Linked DNA regions of Mus musculus: all the other regions are linked to region 2. A link is a loop called in an ENCODE intact Hi-C map of the cell type or tissue named here. Cell type or tissue: left cerebral cortex. All regions are shown on one strand. Each heading gives the region's core, and the rest is flanking DNA. Links, peaks and the distances in the headings are about the cores only. Region 1 has its middle 130 kb from the start of Slc4a3. Region 2 has its middle 67 kb from the start of Gm32622. Region 3 has its middle 4.2 kb from the start of Gm17751.

Region 1 (5,634 bases), core at 261-5,260, 190 kb after region 2:
GTTCTCTAAAACAAGTCAAGTCCATGTTCTACACTCCAGACCCTTTCTTAGGAAACAGAGACTCCAGTAAGATGGCTGATGGAGATGCTCCAGGAGGGCAAAAGGATACAGATGGCGACAATGGTACAGACAGAGATAAGGACAATGACCTACTGGTGGCATTGGTGCCTCAGCACAATAGCATGGACATGTATGTAGTCCTAGCTATTTCAGAAGCTGAGGCAGGAGGACTGCTTGATTTCAGAAGTTCAAAGGCTATCCTGAACAATATAGTGAGACCCTGTCACAGGAAACACTTAAGAGAGTGATCATGGTGCTGATGCTAATAATGGTGATGGCAGCAATGGCAGGAATGGGCACAGCAATAAGGATCACACTGATGAAGACGATGACAGCAGCTAGTTTGTAACAAGCACTTAATTATAAACCATGCACCAGGCTGATCACTTAGTGTGTGTTATTTACCTTGATCTTAACAATCCCGCCAAGTTGCATTTCTTCCCACTTCACAGATGAGAAAACCAAGTCTCAGAGGAATAAAGAGACTTGCTCAAAGAAATGTTGAGCTAAGCACTGGAGGGCTCAGTGAGTAGGGGTGCTTGCAACACAAGGAGAGGGACCTGAGATCAGAACCTCAGCATCCATACAGAAAGTCAGGTGTGGCCACAGGCATACCTGCATACCCAGTGCAGAGTCTTGGGGTGGGGGAGGAGGGCAGAATCAGGAAGATCTCTGGCCTTGCTAGTCAGCCAGCCTAGCCAAACATGGCAATCTCCAGGCTCTATGAGATACTCTGCCTCCAGAGAATAGAAAAGTGATAGACCAGGCTCTAATGTCTTCCTATTCTTGTCAGCCCAGACATGCACATACACTACACACACACATACCACACACAAAAATAAAATAAGCAGTGTTGGAATCAGAACTCACTCTCTGGCAGCTCCCCCTTGGCTTGGGCCTTCCACACTGTCCTAGATGACCCTCCACCCTATGACAGATGAAGCAAAATTTGTTCCATGCCCTTGTAAAAAGTTTCCAAAAGCAGTCTCTTGAGAAAAGAAAAGAAACACTGAGCGTTGAGAACACGAGGCAGTTAGGACATCAAAGAGGCTTAAAGCTGGGTCCGTGAGGCCTGAACCACCAGGTGCATACTGAAGGTTTGCCCAGATGTACCTGTCCGTTCGTGAAGGGGGGAAAGGATCAAGGCATCAGCTCCGACATAGTGGGGGAGAGGGGACCTGGCAGCATTGCGCTCTGTCAGTGCAAGTAAAGAGAGTGTCAAAGGGGAGCATCAGGAATTAATCCACCAAAGAGTAATGAGCTTAAAAGTTGCAGTTTGAAAAGGGGCGAGCAGCCTGGGACAGCATCAATGAACCTGTCACGGGTACCAGCAAAAGAGAAAAGTCTAGCTTTCCATTAATGGCACTAGTACTTTGTTTTACTTTCAAGTGCCAAATAGATAAATAAATAACAACCTTCTCAAGGTGGGTGGCAAGGTACATTTACACCCTATGGGAAACTGTCACAAAAGATGCTCACAGCTTCAGTGAGCACTTCCCCTGGAACAGCCAAAAGAAAAATACAAAAGCCATAAAGCCCGGCTCTGAAACACTGCTGCTCAAAGGTCTATGCCTCTCTGTGATCTACAGAGATCAAAGGGAAGACCTCCTTCACATAACCCCCAGACAGCAGTATCAGGGAGCTGACACAAGCCTGTGAGAGAATTCAAGAGATGGTTCCATTCACTCCCATCCTAGCCGTGGCTGTCAGCCTCCTTCCTCCGCGGGATTAGAAGCTCCTTGAAGCCAGAAGTATCTGCTTTGTTCCTCTAATTTGCTCCCACAGCTTTGAAATATTAAAAGGTCTCTGTGATTATTTGGGGAACCAGCTGGTTAAGGAATACCTGCTGCTGAATTAATTTCCAGCATTAATAACAACAACAACAATAATAATAATAATAATAATAATAATAATAATAATAATAATAATTCATTTTGCACTCATGGGAGATCCCGGAACAGGGTTGGCATAGAATATTATATCCAAGAAAAGTAACCTTATGCCAACATGTATTAGAAGCCCGCAGACCCATTTGAGACCCTATCTCCCAAGCTGGTGAAATAAGAGTCTGAAATATCCCTTAGCAACGGTTTCATGTCTGGGAGCTATCCATCCCACCAGTGACTGAAATGGTTACAGTCACATAGATGGCATCCACAACCATTCAGATGTGTAAAATTATTCTTGGGCTGGGGAAATACTTCAGTCAGCAGCAAGGATCTGAGTCAGAGCTCCAGAACCTGTGGGTGTTTTTTAAGATGTATTTATTTTTATTTATACGAGTACACTGTAGCTGTCTTCAGACACACACCAGAAGAGTGCATCGGACCCCATTACAGACGGTTGTGAGCCACCATGTGGTTGCTAGGAATTAAACTCAGGACCTCTGGAAGAGCAGTTAGTGCTCTTAACCGTTGAGCCATCTCTCCAGCCCAGAACCTATGGCTTATAGTGCTGAATGTGGTGCTGTGGGCTCACACCAGCACTGGGAGGCAAAAACCAACATGGAGTTAACTGCTCAGCCAGCCTAGCCTACTTGATCAGTTCCAGTCCAAAGAGAAACTCTGGTTTTAAAAAGTTGGGCAGTCCCTTAGGAGTGACACCCAAAGTTGTTTCCTGGCTAACACATTCATGTGCACACACGTTCATGCCTACACAAAAACAAATGTACACACACACACACACACACAGAGAGAGAGAGAGAGAGAGAGAGAGAGAGAGAGAGAGGAAGGGGGTCTCCAACAGTAACCCTTTAAGAGAACCTGCAGCATGGGTGACGCGGGACCACTGGTTAAAATCTGACAGAGCTGAAAACTGACCTCCAGTCTAGAACACTCTTTCCAGGACACCCCACTGAGCTCCTAGTCAGTCTCACAGGTTAGCATGAGTGTACCACCATTACTAATGTGTTGGGGTTGGTCTGGTACTGCTGTGTTCAAATACTAAATTCTGTACCTCAAGATCTGGTTGCCCCAAGATGAGCAAATTCTCACATACACTGGCTTTTGCTGTGCACACCTGGGTCCCCAAGTTAATTGGTCAATAAAAGGCTAAAAACCTATGATTGGGCAGCAGAGAGAGGAAGGCAGGACTTCCTGGGAGGGAGAAAGGAGCTCTGGGAAGAAAGGGGAAGGCCTTTTTCACCAGGAGACATGAAGGGAGATGGATGTGACTACGGACCTGGAAGGTATAGCTAGCCACATGGCTGGATAGGACTAGGTGGTCTGGTTAACTTAGATGAGCTAGTTAAGGAGTCTAGCCAGCTAAGGCCTAAGCTCTGAAATATTAAAAAGGTGTCTGTGAGCTTATGTGGGGAACCAGCTGGTTAAGTAATATCTGCTGCTGTATTAACTTCCAGCATTAACATATACACAATAATACAATTCCCCACAAACAACAATTCATTTCACACTCATGGGAGATCCCCAAGTCCCTGTTTTAAAGCTCCAATTCTGCTATACCACAGTCAGCACCCTAGCAGAGTTATTCTAATGCCCACCCCACCAAATGCTAGTAGGCACGGCGCCAGGTGCTCAGCAGGAGCCGTTAGCCTTCCCTTCCAGCACTCTGTGCTGTTTTAGAGGAGCTAGAACCCACGCACTGCATGTCCCAGAGCCCCTTGCAATAAGCCTTGGTTCTTGCAAAGACATGAGAATGGCAGGTTACTCACAAGCAGGAGCATGTGTTCATGCTCCATGGTTGCCATAGCAACTTACTCTCAACTTACTGGCTTCAAACACCCCTCACCTATTATCTCACAGATCTGTAAGTCAGAAGCCCAATGGGCTCAGAAGGTTCCCTGCTTAGGGTCTTATAAGGCCAGAAACAAGGTACTGGGTGACCTGGCCTCTCATCCTAGCTTTAGGTCCACTTCCCAAACACTGGAGTCAGTTCTGTGAAGTTGTACACCCGAGGATGGTTTTCCTGTCAGCTACTGGCTAGTCCTTGTCAGCTTCTACAAGCCATCCACATTCATTCCACAATGGGTTGGGCCCTCCCCGCATCAAACACTAATTAAGAAAATGCCTTACAGGCTTGCCCACAACAGGAAATTATATAGAGCATTTTCTTACCTGAGGTTCCCACCTCTCAGATGAGCCCAGTTTGTGTCCGGTTGACATAAAACTATCGAGCACAACTGACCCCTTGTCAACTTGACACATGAGTACATCACTGTTAAGCCACAACCTTTCCTTTCTCGAAAGTTCATCCCCGAGATCTCACATTAAAAATGCAAACAAAGAAAAACCTTAAAAATCCAAACACGAAATGTTTAGTCTCTTTAAAATAGACAAACTCTTTTAAAAGCCAAAGTCTTTTAAAATTCAAAGTCTCAGAGCTGGAGAGATGGCTCAGCAGTTGAGAGCACTGGCTGCTTTTCGAGAAGTCCTGAGCGCAATTCCCAGCAACCACATGGTAGCTCACACCATCTGTAATGAGATCTGACGCCCTCTTCAGGCATGCAAGTGTACGTGCAGATAAAGCACTCATATGCATAAAATAAATAGAACACTCATATGCATAAAATAAAAAATACATCTTTTTTAAAAATTCAAAGTAAAAAAAAATTTCAAAGTCTCTCCAACTATGAGCTCCTATAAAATAAATAAATTAAATGCTTTCTTACTTTAAAGGGAAAAAAAAACCAAGGCTCAATTACAATCAAATCCAAGCAAAACCAAACTCCAAAACTGTAAATAACTCAATGTCCAAAATCTGGTATTCACTCACAATTTTCTGAGTTTCCAAACTCCTCCAGAGCATCTCACCAATCACTGACCACTCAAGTGATTCTGACCAAAGCTCCAAGTCCTTCCACTGTACTCCCCAGAACGGCATGCCCAGGTCTGTCCCAGCAATACGCCACAATCCTGTTATGGACGAAGCTAGTAAGTAGAGGAACTCAGAACAGGACAGGAACCTGGAGGCAGGAGCTGAGGCAGAGGCGGTGGAGGAGGATGCTTACTGGCTTGCTCAGCCTGCTCTCTCAGAATCTAAGCTCACAAGCCCAGGAATGGTATCACCTGCCACAGGCTGGGTCCTCTCCCATTAATCACTAAGCAAGTGCCTTATAGGCCTGCCTGCTACCCAGTCCTACAGAGGCATTTTCTCGATTGGAGTTTCCTCCTCTCAGATGAGCCTAATTTGTGTCAAATTCATATAAAACCATCCAGCACAGTTTGCCACTGTCGAGGGCTTGTGTGATTCCACGGAGTCCACACCAGGTAATATGGTTATCTCCATATAAGCTCCACCTAACTCCTATCTGCAAATTCTGTTTTATCTCATAACACAATACTCAAATGCATGAAACAAGGGCCGGAGGTCATGGGGACCAAAATTCTGCCTGCCACAGCAGAAGGCCTTCAGAAGTGGCAGGCAGCTGTGACTCCTGGGTCCTCCACAGACCTAGCATTCACAGCTGAAGCCTCTTCCGGTGTACAACAGCAAGGCTCAGCACGTGTCTTGCCACATCCTACCATTACTCTTGGAGGTCCCAAGACCCTGTGCATTACCCCCAAGATTGAAGATACAAGGCTGCACACTGTCCTATGAACACTGTGTCCATCCTCT
Region 2 (5,634 bases), core at 494-5,493:
CCTGACTTCCTTGGTGATGAACAGCAGTATGGAAATATAAGCCGAATAAACCCTTTCCTCCCCAACTTGCTTCTTGGTCATGATGTATGTGCAGGAATAGAAACCCTGACTAAGACAGCGTCTGAAGGCAGCATCCTCAAGCCCTTAGCATCTTAATCCGCAGAGCTACTGACTTTGACTTTGCTAAAAATACCACCACACACAAGCCATGCATTAGTAATGGGGTGTGTGCAATACATGTAGATCTGTGTATGTACGTGCATGTGGGGGGGGGTGCAACTCATGGCTATTCACACACATGCACACACAGACACTTGTGTATGCTTACACATACATCTGAACACATACATACACACACACACACACACACACACACACCATGGTTTTTTCCCTTAACAATTAGATACCTGGGGTAGAGGATGGAGGAAAGAACCCCCTTTTACAACATCTGCATGCACTAAGGCTCATGGCACCTTAGCTGAAGAGGCCAACCTTAAGAACACAGTTCAGGTCACTAAGCGAGTCGGCCAGCAGACTAGAATTAGAAAGTAGAAACGAGTACACACATACCAGTCTTCTACACACCTCTGTCCCCACCAGTAGAGAGCGGGGATGCCATCATATGTGGACAAGGCTCTCACATGGAGATGCTCATCAATCATTTTTTTTTTTTCATGTCTTGCTTCCAGAACAAGTTTATCCTGCTTCCCGTAGCAACCCTAGGCATCACACCCACCTGGTGCAACCCTTTCACCCAGCTGACTGGCAGCCTCCCGGAGCCTGGCCCTGTGCACGTGGCAACCAACCGCCAGTGTCCTAAGACCCTCTGCCAAACAAGTCTGGTCCAGGATACACTTTGATGTCTGTAATGTCACAGTGATGGCAGTGACACTTGGAGAATGTTCTTCACACCAGTGATCTTCACCCACAGAGAGCACAAAAGTGGCCAGACTCAAAATTGTCTAGAAGCTAGAGTAGAGAGAATGGATAGACCTTGGCTGGAATTGTAGATCTTGTATTTCCCATCTTACACACGTTAGGTAAGTGTGTGTGAGTGTGTGTGTGTGTGCGTGTGTGTGTGTGTGTGTGTGTGTGTGTGTGTGTGTGTGTAGAAGCCAGAAACCAGTGATAAGCATCTTCTACAGTCACAGCAAGTTTTTTACATCTCTCAGCCTGTTTATCCATCTACTGGAGAAAAAAAAAAACACTAGCAGCTACCTCTTGAAATGAGAATAAGAGTGAAGGAGAAAAGGTAAGGATGGCCACCATGCCTGTCATGGGTTAGCATAAGTTAATTGGCATTTCTTGTGGAGTTTTGTGTGTCTGTGTGTGCATGTTCATGCATGTGTATGCATGTGTGCATTGGTGAAAGCATGTGCAGGTATGTGTATAATTTAAGCTGGTGGGCCAGAGTATAACCTTAGATGTCCTGTTAGTCCTAAGCACCATCCACATATTCTTCAGAATCTCTCATTGGCCTTGAACTTGCTAAGTTGGCTAGACCAGCTTGACAGCAAACCAGGAAGCTTCTTGCCTCTGCCTCCCTGTTACTGGGATTACAGACACATACCATACCACACTCGGTTGTTTGGTTGTTTGGTTAGTTGTTTACATGAGTGCTGGGGCTGGGGCTTGAACTCAGGCCCTTCTGCTTGCATGCTAACCATTTTACCAACTGAGCTAATGCCCTAGCCTATATTATAAAACATTTCTGTTGTATTGATTCTACACCTTTTCAATCGTAAGAGAATTTCCCCTCATTTTCACCCCCTTCCCCACCCAACCCCCCCAAAAAGGATGACCAGGTAGGGGTAAAACCCAGAAAACTCTAATGCCGATATACCCCAAGGCTAAGAAAACCTAAGGAATGACTCTGTTCTGGCCAAAAAAAGACAAAAACAAAACAAAACAAAACAACAAACCAGAAACAAATGTAGCCAAGTCCACCTGTTTTCCAGAGCTTCTTAAATATGTATTTACAGTCCATATTTAGGTGTTTGTGCTGTTTATATAATTAGCTGTTTTCTCCAACATATCCAGTAATTATTTTATCAAATGCACATCTGTTTTAATTAGGCATGTACACACTTTACTATACTGTAAAATGTCAAACACACTGTAAAATAGCTCCAAGCCCATTAACACATAAAAACAAAACTTCATTTGACATATCACAAACAGCTGCAAGAGGCTTCTAGACCCAACCAGCTGCTATTCGACAACTCCCAGGCAAGGGCTTTTCTGTCGGCCCTCCCGGAGTCCTCCCAAGCTAGAGCGCCACTTTCTGCTCACAGTTCGCATGCCTGAACATATTATAAGGCATGTGGGAAGCACAGATGACTTGCTTGGCACCAGGCATGCATTATACTCATATATGTAAAATAAGTACATCTTTTTTAAAAATTATATGGTCTCAATAAGCACAGAACAAGAAAAATTCAAAATTCCCCATAACAACTATCCACAAACTAGGTGTGTGAAGAATATACCACAGCACAATAAAGGGAGGGGGTGGGGCTAACGTCATACTCAATGATGCAGAGTTTAAAGTTCTTCCCCTAAGGTTAGGAACAAGGCGTGAATTTACTAACTCCTTTTATTACAACACTGAAAATCCTAGCAAGCACATGCAGGCAAGAAAAGGAACCAATTTTTCTGGATGGCTATTCTTGGTTGTCAACTTGACTGTCTCTGGAACTAAAATCCAAGCAGCTGGGTATGCATGGGAGGGAGGGTTTTTTTTTTCCCCTTAATTAAATCATTTGAAGTGGGAAGACCCACTTTTAATCCAGCTCTTTTGAGGTTTGCATTTAATCTGAGCCACACCTTCTGCTGGCAACCTATATAAAGACATGGAAGAGGGAAACTCTCTCTTTGCCTGCTTGGTCTTCCTCTCCTTTGCAAGTCCATGCCTTCATTGGCATTAGGATTCGGGAGTATACTGATGACCAGCTGAGACCTCCAGCCCCGTGAACTGAACAATTTTCTATTTCTCACACAAACAGCAAAACCATGTCTCAAAATAAAAACAAAATCCCAGGCTATATTCATTCATATTCTCCACAGCATCACAAAACAATGTATAACTAACTACACAGGAACCACATATTGTTATACAATGTATAACCACATATGAATCGTATATTCACAAAATGGAATCGTAGTCAACAATAGAAAAAAAAAAACAGTGACATATGCAAAGATGGATTTATCTCACTGACATAGTGGGGCAAAGTCGAACCCTAAAATTAAACCACTAAAGGATGCCACTTCCAGTAATTTACAGAATGGGAGAAACAACCTGTGTGTAGGGAACACAGGACAATTGCCTTGAAAGGAGAGACAGACTGACCAATAAGATCCCTTTCAGACAACAGGAATGCCTGTGTACAGCGACCCAGCTGTTTCCTCTGGAATGGACATGATGGTTGCCATATTGAGGCAAAACAGCCATGATGAGCCCCCAGAGAATCTCACAGAATCTCACAGATTAGACCTAATTAAAATTCCCTTGGAAGGGAAGCTCTGGAGACACATGAGATTCACAAGGCTTGTAGACACCCCCCCACCCCAAGCTTACTCCCATACAAGATTATATAAGAGGCAGGCAGTTGACCCAGGTGTAGCAGCTTGTCAGTCTCTCTCCTGTAAGTAGCTCAGGGAACTCATCGTTCACCGAGTGGGACTTGGATGAATCCTTCATTTTGGCCTTTCAGTGTCCAGTCTACCTGGGGTAAAGAGCAGTTTCTTTATACCTCACCGGGAAAAGTCATGCAACAATAGGTGGATAAATCCACAGATGCTTACACTAATGAAAATCCATCGAAGAGGGTTGGGAGTGCTGCCTCATGTCTGTAATTCCAGCACTCATGAGAGAGAGAGGGCAGTTGAATCATGAGTTCTAGGCTAGCCCGGGCTACTTACCAACTTATCATCTCAGGGAATGGAATCTTCATCTCCATCAGATGAAGATAATGCCCAATGGCCAGTTACTTATCTAGTATATACAGGTCATGGGTTCCAGCTTCAGCCCGACCTTTGCCCACCCCCCCCCCCCAGATGCTACAGGACTGAGGCCATATGAACTCACAAAGACTGTATGTAGCAGCTCACACAGGGCTGCACTGGTGCAAGCCAGATGGGCTTCCAGTGCTGAGATGGGGAAGTGGATGTGGGCTCTTACTCCTAACCAAGAAGCTATCTGCAATTTGGACTCACAAAGGAAAAATTAGTCTTCTCCAATGAAGTCTCACTGGGCATCTTAACCACACTTAAGGGCAGGGCTCCATGCCCAGCAGTGCATGGCCAACATAAAACTAACTCAGTGGGATTTTTGTGGTCTTTTTGTCTCATCTAGCTTTGTTTGGGGATTTTTTTAAATTAGTCTTTTGCTAGTGTATTGTGGTTTCCTGTGTGTGTGAGTGTGTGTGTGTGTGTGTGTGTGTGTGTGTGTATGAGAGAGAGACAGAGACAGAGACAGAGACAGAGACAGAGACAGAGACAGAGACAGAGGGACAAGGAAGGGAAGTTAGTTTCTTGGGTTTTGTTTTGTTTTAATGTTTTTGTTTTTCTGTTTGTGTTTTGTTTGTTTGTTTAGGAGAGACGAAAAAGAAAGAGCACAAAGTTGGATGGTAGGAGTTTGGAAAAATCTGAGGGGAGTTGGAAGAAGAGCAAAGTATCATCAGAATATATTATATAAAATCAAGCTTTTTCAATAAAAAAAAAACGTCAATATTGTATTATAACAGGCTTGAGGCAGAAATATAAAAATGCAGTATCAGTTAACTCTATGTGTACACATGCATAAAAATACACATGTATACACATGTATGTGTGTATACATAGCATATAGCTAAAGCTATACACATTGATATAATATATAACCACAAATATTTTTTTATTCTTGCAAAAGGAACTAATATAATACTGTGTTCCTGCTTTAAAAATTAAGGAAAAAAAATGACAAAAATATAACTCAAGCAAAGAAGATAATGAAGATAAATAAATACAAAAATAAATTTAGAATACAAAGACAAATTTGATAAATGGCACCAAGGATTGGTTCTTTGAAAATTCAATAAAACAGGCAAATATCTGAAAGAGCTAATCAATAAATATAGAAAGAAAATCATAAGTAACGTCATTTAGGAATGAACAATGACAGAGGGATGGGCCCTAGAGGCTTTTAATCATGAATTTAAAAAAAAAAGTCACCACGTAGGTACCCAGGTGTACTAACGGATTTCAGTAGATAGGGAACCTTTGCAGGGTTAAGCTCAGACATTACAGGTGTATACAATCATACCAGTTTAACTCAGCTGTGCTTAGAAATCTTCAACGAATAGAAATTTTTCATTCCATTATATAAAAAAAATAGGATTTACTATTTACTATAATTTATTTACTATATTCAGTTATTATAGCGGTGACGCCTCACACTGACACAATGACACGCATATGATCATGCTTACACACATGTATGACAAGGGTGAACACCGCAGGTCACACTGCTAAACCTTAAAAGAACCGTTTACAAATCTGGCCCCTGGCGAGCATCTGGGATCCTGGCACTGGAACACATTCCTGCTCCTCTGATTGATGAGCAGCTCACTGAGCCCAAACTGTTTATGAAAA
Region 3 (5,634 bases), core at 285-5,284, 620 kb before region 2:
AGTCATAATGTAAATTTCTCATATCCAGAAGAGCTGAACTGCAACCAAAGGCGTTCACAACCCACAGGTGAAGAAGAATCACTGCTCTAAGAACTGTGAAGGACAGATGATGAGTCTGCGTGAGGCACAGGGGCTTTATGTTCCATGACGATAGTGACATAGCTTATTATGGGATAGATACAGCACTGTACTGAGGCCTCCCAGCCAGAGCAATACCCTGAGTCAGGGACTCAGTCAATGAGAGTTAAGGGCAGGTGAGTGCCTGCTGTGCAAAGCATCACCTGAGTAGCGTGGAGAGTCTCCTCTTGCTCTAATACTCTAATAATACCCGAAACCTGTCAGATCACCTCCACAGCAACCCTTGCTTTGATTCAACAAACATACTACGTTCTGAAAGCTCAGATTAAAATATGAGTGGGCTATCTGGAAGAAATAAATTCACTAATTTATTAGTAAAAATAAAAATTAAGTCCTTTCAAAGTAAACCGGTTGAAGTGATTTGATTAGCCAGCTGAAATTCCATAGAAAGCTTCAAGTGGCAATTTCTCCTTCATAGAGAACATTCAGGAAGGATGATAATTCCTTATTACTGCTGCCAGGGGGAGGGCCAAGCCTGTGCTCCACTGAGAGCGTATGGGCCTCTGGGCATCCCATGGGCACTAGGAACCCCAGGCTGACTTGCAGAGGTGCCAGGGATAAGCAGGTAATGGAAGATAGAGGTGCTGCAAAAGAGAAGAGCCAGGGATTTCTGGAAGGAAACAGAGGGAGAGACGAACAGTTCCTCCTTTAATTGATGTGCTCAAGCTTCTAAGCTGCTCTTGAGATTTATCAACATATATCACAGTATGCTATAAGCTACAACAAAGCAAAAGCAAACCAAAACAACCCAAAACCAAAACAGAGGCCTGAAAGAGTTAAGTGAGGACCCAAATCTACTGAGTTAGCCTGTGGACTGGCATCTTCTCTGTCACTGCAGCATCTCAGCATGGACCTCAATGACTTTAACCTCTCAGGGACAGTGACACAAAGAAAGTGGCTTGCTAACAGACACTTGGAAATGCAAGACTGAGTTCAGCCTTTTTCTGGACAATGTGGTCTATGTAAATGAACTGCAGAGCCACATAGATGGCAGAGATAGAAGTTGTAAGCCTAGATATAGTCACTGAGGAGAAGTGTAAGTGGACTTGTTGAGCCATTTATGGAATGCCTAGTTTGTAACAGCATAGGAGTAGCAGGGTCACACCACATACCACACACACACACACACACACACACACACCAATAAGCAAAATATACCAAAAAGAAAATTTAAATAAGTCATACTACACAGAAACATCTTACATCCAAAAGAAAATGATCTCAGACCTCTCTTTTCATTATAAAAAATTAGCTATGTTGTAACTGTTCCAGTATCATTGGCATTCCTACCAGGCATCTAGCCATTTTGAGAGCTAGCTGGGCATAGATTGTCCCCAAATCCATCATTTTTATTTTATGAATGTATTGTAGAGCCCAGTTTTATAGTTTTCACTTCCAAACTCTGCCAAAATAAAAAAAAAAGACTCAAATACCCTTCTAAACATCAAATGATGTCTATTTTAACTTATTTAATCTTCTCTTAGTGATACCTGGTGACAGAGATCTGTAATTTCAGGACTTGGGAGGTTGAGGCACAAAGGATTATAGGTCCACAAATTCAAGGTCAGCCTGGGCAACATAGTGAGGCCTTTTTTCAAAATAAAACAACCCTTTCCCCATTCCAGTGTCTGGTTAAGATGACAAGTATACAAATACCCTGGTGTTCTAGAAGAGAGGAAACTAGCAGAGAGATGCAACTGAGGCACGATCTTGAGGTAAAAATACTCAAAGTAAGTTCACAAAACTATCAGCCTTTGCCATGCAGTAAGCAAGGCATCATTCTCTTCTAGATGGAGGTGTTACAGTGCTAGGCTTTAAACTGTGTCAGCATAGTTATGACAATCTTCAACAGAGCTGACCTCAAAGGAGAGATGGCTCAGAGCAGGCTGTGTCAACTGTCCACCATCCATTCCCTCCATCAGTGCAGAGAATGCTGTCTGTATCAGTAGCAGAAACAATGCCAAGGGTGAACTATTTAAGAAACGTGTTCAGACACAGGAAAGGAAAGCACCAGAGCTGGGATTTGAACCAGTGTGCTTGCTTGTTTGCCTTTTCTTTTTCTTTTTTCTTTTTCTTTTCCTTTTTCTTTTTCTCTCGTTTTTGCTTTCTCTCTCTCTCTCTCTCTCTCTCTCTCTCTTTCTTCCTTTCTTTCTTTCTTTCTTTCTTTCTTTCTTTCTTTCTTTCTTTCTTTCTTTCTTTCTTTCTTTCTTTCTTTCTTTCTTCATTTGTTTCTCTTGTTGTGACCTTATTACAGAAGGTCCTCTGTGTAACAACCCTGGTAGTCCTGGAACTAGCATTGTAGACCAGGCTGGCCTCAAACTCACAGAGATCCACCTGCCTCTGCCTCCCAGGTTCTGGAATTAAAGGTGTGCACCACCATATCTAGCTCAGCTTTCATTTTTGTTTTGTTTTGCTTTGCTTTTGATTATGTTTTTGTTTTTTATTGTTTGTTGCTTGCTTGCTTGTTTGCTTGTTTTGGTGGAGTTGTTTTTTGTTTGTTTGTTTGTTTGTTTGTTTGGTTGGTTGGTTGGTTGGTTCCCTTGATTATTTGGGGAAGGCAGGGTGGTTGATGCTCTCACATACCAGCTGCCTTGATAGAAATAAGTCTAATAGTGTTCTATTCTTTTTCAGGAAATACGAAGATAAAAATATAAAATTTAGCTTTTGACAAACTACAAGAAAAAAAAAAAAACAAAACACAACAAAACCCCACAGCCCTAGAGAGTCAACCTTTACTTTTGCCTTGGATGGTAACTGGATGCTTCCCAGGAGATTTCAAGTAGCCAAGCACAAAAGCACCTTTTCTCACAGCTATAACCAACAGAAATCTGAAAAGCAAAAGTCAGAGATGGATCTGAAAACCCCAAAGGAGAACTTCATTTCACTGACCGCTCCAGGGCCACAGGCTCCATCAGCCTTCTATACCTTCGACTCCTGGGGAAAGACAGGCCTGAAGTTCACTCTGTCTTAAATGCCTATGCCCACCAGAGCTTCCTGCAGGGAGCACTAGATGGTATGAATTGCTAGCCAAACCCATCCTGTCGCTTGACTTAAACATTTACATCACATATCTCAAGAAGACTCATTTTAGTAGCTGCCTTTTTTGAAACACCTACACCTGAAATTAAAATACCAAAAGGAAAGCATCCTCCAGTCTTTCCCAGTGAGCAGATGGGCCTGAGTGGATCCAACCATGGAGCATGAAGCACCAGATTGTGCATCTCTTCACAGAGCCTCAAATTAGAAATTTCAGAGCATCGTGGATTGCAAGATGAAATCTGTTTTCCCCCCGAGAAGAAGATTCTGTGCTGACCTGATGCCAGCCTAGAAGCCTCTGTCTCTCCAACAAGGCATTCTGCAAGTAAAACGCACTGCACCATCTACTTAATTAGCTATTGCTCTCAACCATTCAGAGCTTCAGATGACTAGTATTTATAATTTTATGGTTGAGTTTACTTGTCCAAAACATGTCCTGAACAATTCACTGGTGTCTAATTTCATAGCAGCTCCGTAAGGCTGGAGACCAGAGGAGCAACTGAAACGCTTCAGCCCACCTTCTCTCAGGACCAGATGTGGCTGGGCATGGTATGAATGACAGACCAAGGCACCTGATGCCTCTGAGCATTTGCCTGGGGTCTCTGCGTTGACCTCAAGAGAATTCCATCCTCTAAGGAGGAGATGGGAGCTGAGGGCGCTTGGCCAGGTGTCTGCAGGGAGACAAAGGAAGAAAACACACCTCACCACTGGAGAATGAGGGACTTGCTGAAAGCAATGGATAGACAACTAGTTTTGAGGCGGTGCCTAAGTGCTTACATGACTCAGACACCCCTCTTGAAACATCCTAAGTTTAGAGACAATTGGAAATCCGGACGACTTGCCAATACATAAGATATAGCATATTTATTTGCTGGCGTGGTATTCAGCAGTCAAAAGCAGTGCATTAAGTTTACACAAACTGGCATGGATCAATCTCAAAAAACAAACCACCGAATAGAAACACAACTTGCAGACAACATATGCAGCATGGTGGCATTTGACTAAAAAAAGAAGAAGAAATAGCATGTATACACACACACACACACACACACACACACACACAAAACATATATTTCTCTAGGCATGTACATATCCATAGGTGAATCATGAAAACATGCTTTTTGGGTAAATCAGTTTTAATTTTTCCAAGAATATTAATACTACCCCATGGGCAACGTATGTCAATACCTTGAGGAAGTAATTTTTCTCAGTCTCTTGAATTATCTTAACTGGCTAACTGTCAGCTTTTGGACACAGAAATCTACACGTAGGGGAGAATGTATAACCTATATTTACACACTATCAGTATTTTTTATTAAGTTAGAGAGCATAGAATTACTTTAAAATCTAAAAGGACATCTTCCCAACTCACCAGCGAATAGTCTGAAGGATCCTTTGAGCAGATTGTAAAAGAGTCTGGACATGTGAATAAAAAAGATTAAGCCAATTTTCAATGATTTTGAGAATAAATAGATTAAAATAATAATAGTCTACACTATGTCCTGAATCCTGATCATAAGACAGGCACTCATAGGCATTTTACATGCCTTAGTGCATTCAACTTTCATGTAACTTCAGGTAGTCGGCATCCTCACTACCAAATACTCTCTTTAAAATGTGAGAAACGGCTGCCCAAAGGGAAATTGTGGGAAGTGGAGGAACCAGCATTGAGAATCTCAGCCAGATTTGTGTCCAACCAGTGTGGCCCCAGTGGCTCCTACAACTCTGCTTTGATGACAAAGAGGCCATGCCTACTCTTCTTGGAAACTGAGCACACTAGCCTCTAGGGCATAGTGTCTAGAATATGAACATGACGTGGATTCTGTTCCTGGTTGGAGACCTGTGATGGTTTATACAAAACATCTCCAGACCTGACCCTTTGTTCCAGGAGGATAGAGACAGAATGAAGCCCTGTGAACAGGGCTAAGAGAAGCCTGACTCCTGCCACTCAGAGCTAGCAGCTAAAATGGTTGGTTAGGTTCCTTGACTCAGCGAGTACTGTCAAGAAAAGAAAATGTTACCAGTAAGTGGTTTTCTTTTTCAACGAACTTCAAGATTGTCTTTAAAGAGGCTGACCCAGCATACACATTTGTTTTTATCTCAATATAGGTATATGGAAACTTACATAGAAGCATAGATTTATTGGACCATTCAAATGCACTTTCTATATAATTCAAAGATGTACATAAAATAGGATTTCTTTTTTATGCCTTTGTTTTTTTTTGTTTTTGTTTGTTTGTTTGTTTGTTTGTTTGTTTTGTTTTGTTTTGGCTAGGTTTTATACAGAAGGTCAATTCTCTCTTGAAAATGACAAGTGTGCTTCTATTTTCTGTCTCTCCACAAACTGTGAAAAGCTGACAAAAATTCCCAGAGTGAAATCACCAAAGGAAAATGAGAGTGGAGTTAATGCATTTAATCCTTTTATTAATGTGAATATGATGGAGATGCTGGAGGTCTACA

Evidence for each region. A loop is a pair of places that touch in the nucleus more often than their neighbours do. Peaks named below come from ENCODE experiments on the same cell type or tissue, not always from the same donor. Only the 100,000 strongest peaks of a DNase experiment are listed, where the experiment ranks them.
Region 1: a loop joins it to region 2, with 2.2 times the contacts of the local background. A loop is called at or near these places in 2 of 42 quality-filtered maps.
Region 3: a loop joins it to region 2, with 4 times the contacts of the local background. A loop is called at or near these places in 3 of 42 quality-filtered maps.

Annotation. Positions count from the first base shown.
Region 1 is chr1:75,674,504-75,680,137 of GRCm38, reverse strand. No RefSeq gene overlaps it. Among named protein-coding and RNA genes, the nearest start is that of Slc4a3, 130 kb to the right of the region's middle. In left cerebral cortex, for the core only: a CTCF peak has its summit at 2,438; DNase peaks (open chromatin) are centred at 2,280 and 3,659.
Region 2 is chr1:75,866,701-75,872,334 of GRCm38, reverse strand. No RefSeq gene overlaps it. Among named protein-coding and RNA genes, the nearest start is that of Gm32622, 67 kb to the left of the region's middle. In left cerebral cortex, for the core only: no CTCF peak of the experiment used is centred there; DNase peaks (open chromatin) are centred at 2,322 and 2,755; H3K27ac peaks cover 624 bases.
Region 3 is chr1:76,482,076-76,487,709 of GRCm38, reverse strand. No RefSeq gene overlaps it. Among named protein-coding and RNA genes, the nearest start is that of Gm17751, 4.2 kb to the left of the region's middle. In left cerebral cortex, for the core only: a CTCF peak has its summit at 3,146; DNase peaks (open chromatin) are centred at 685, 1,004, 3,305 and 3,854; H3K27ac peaks cover 1,651 bases.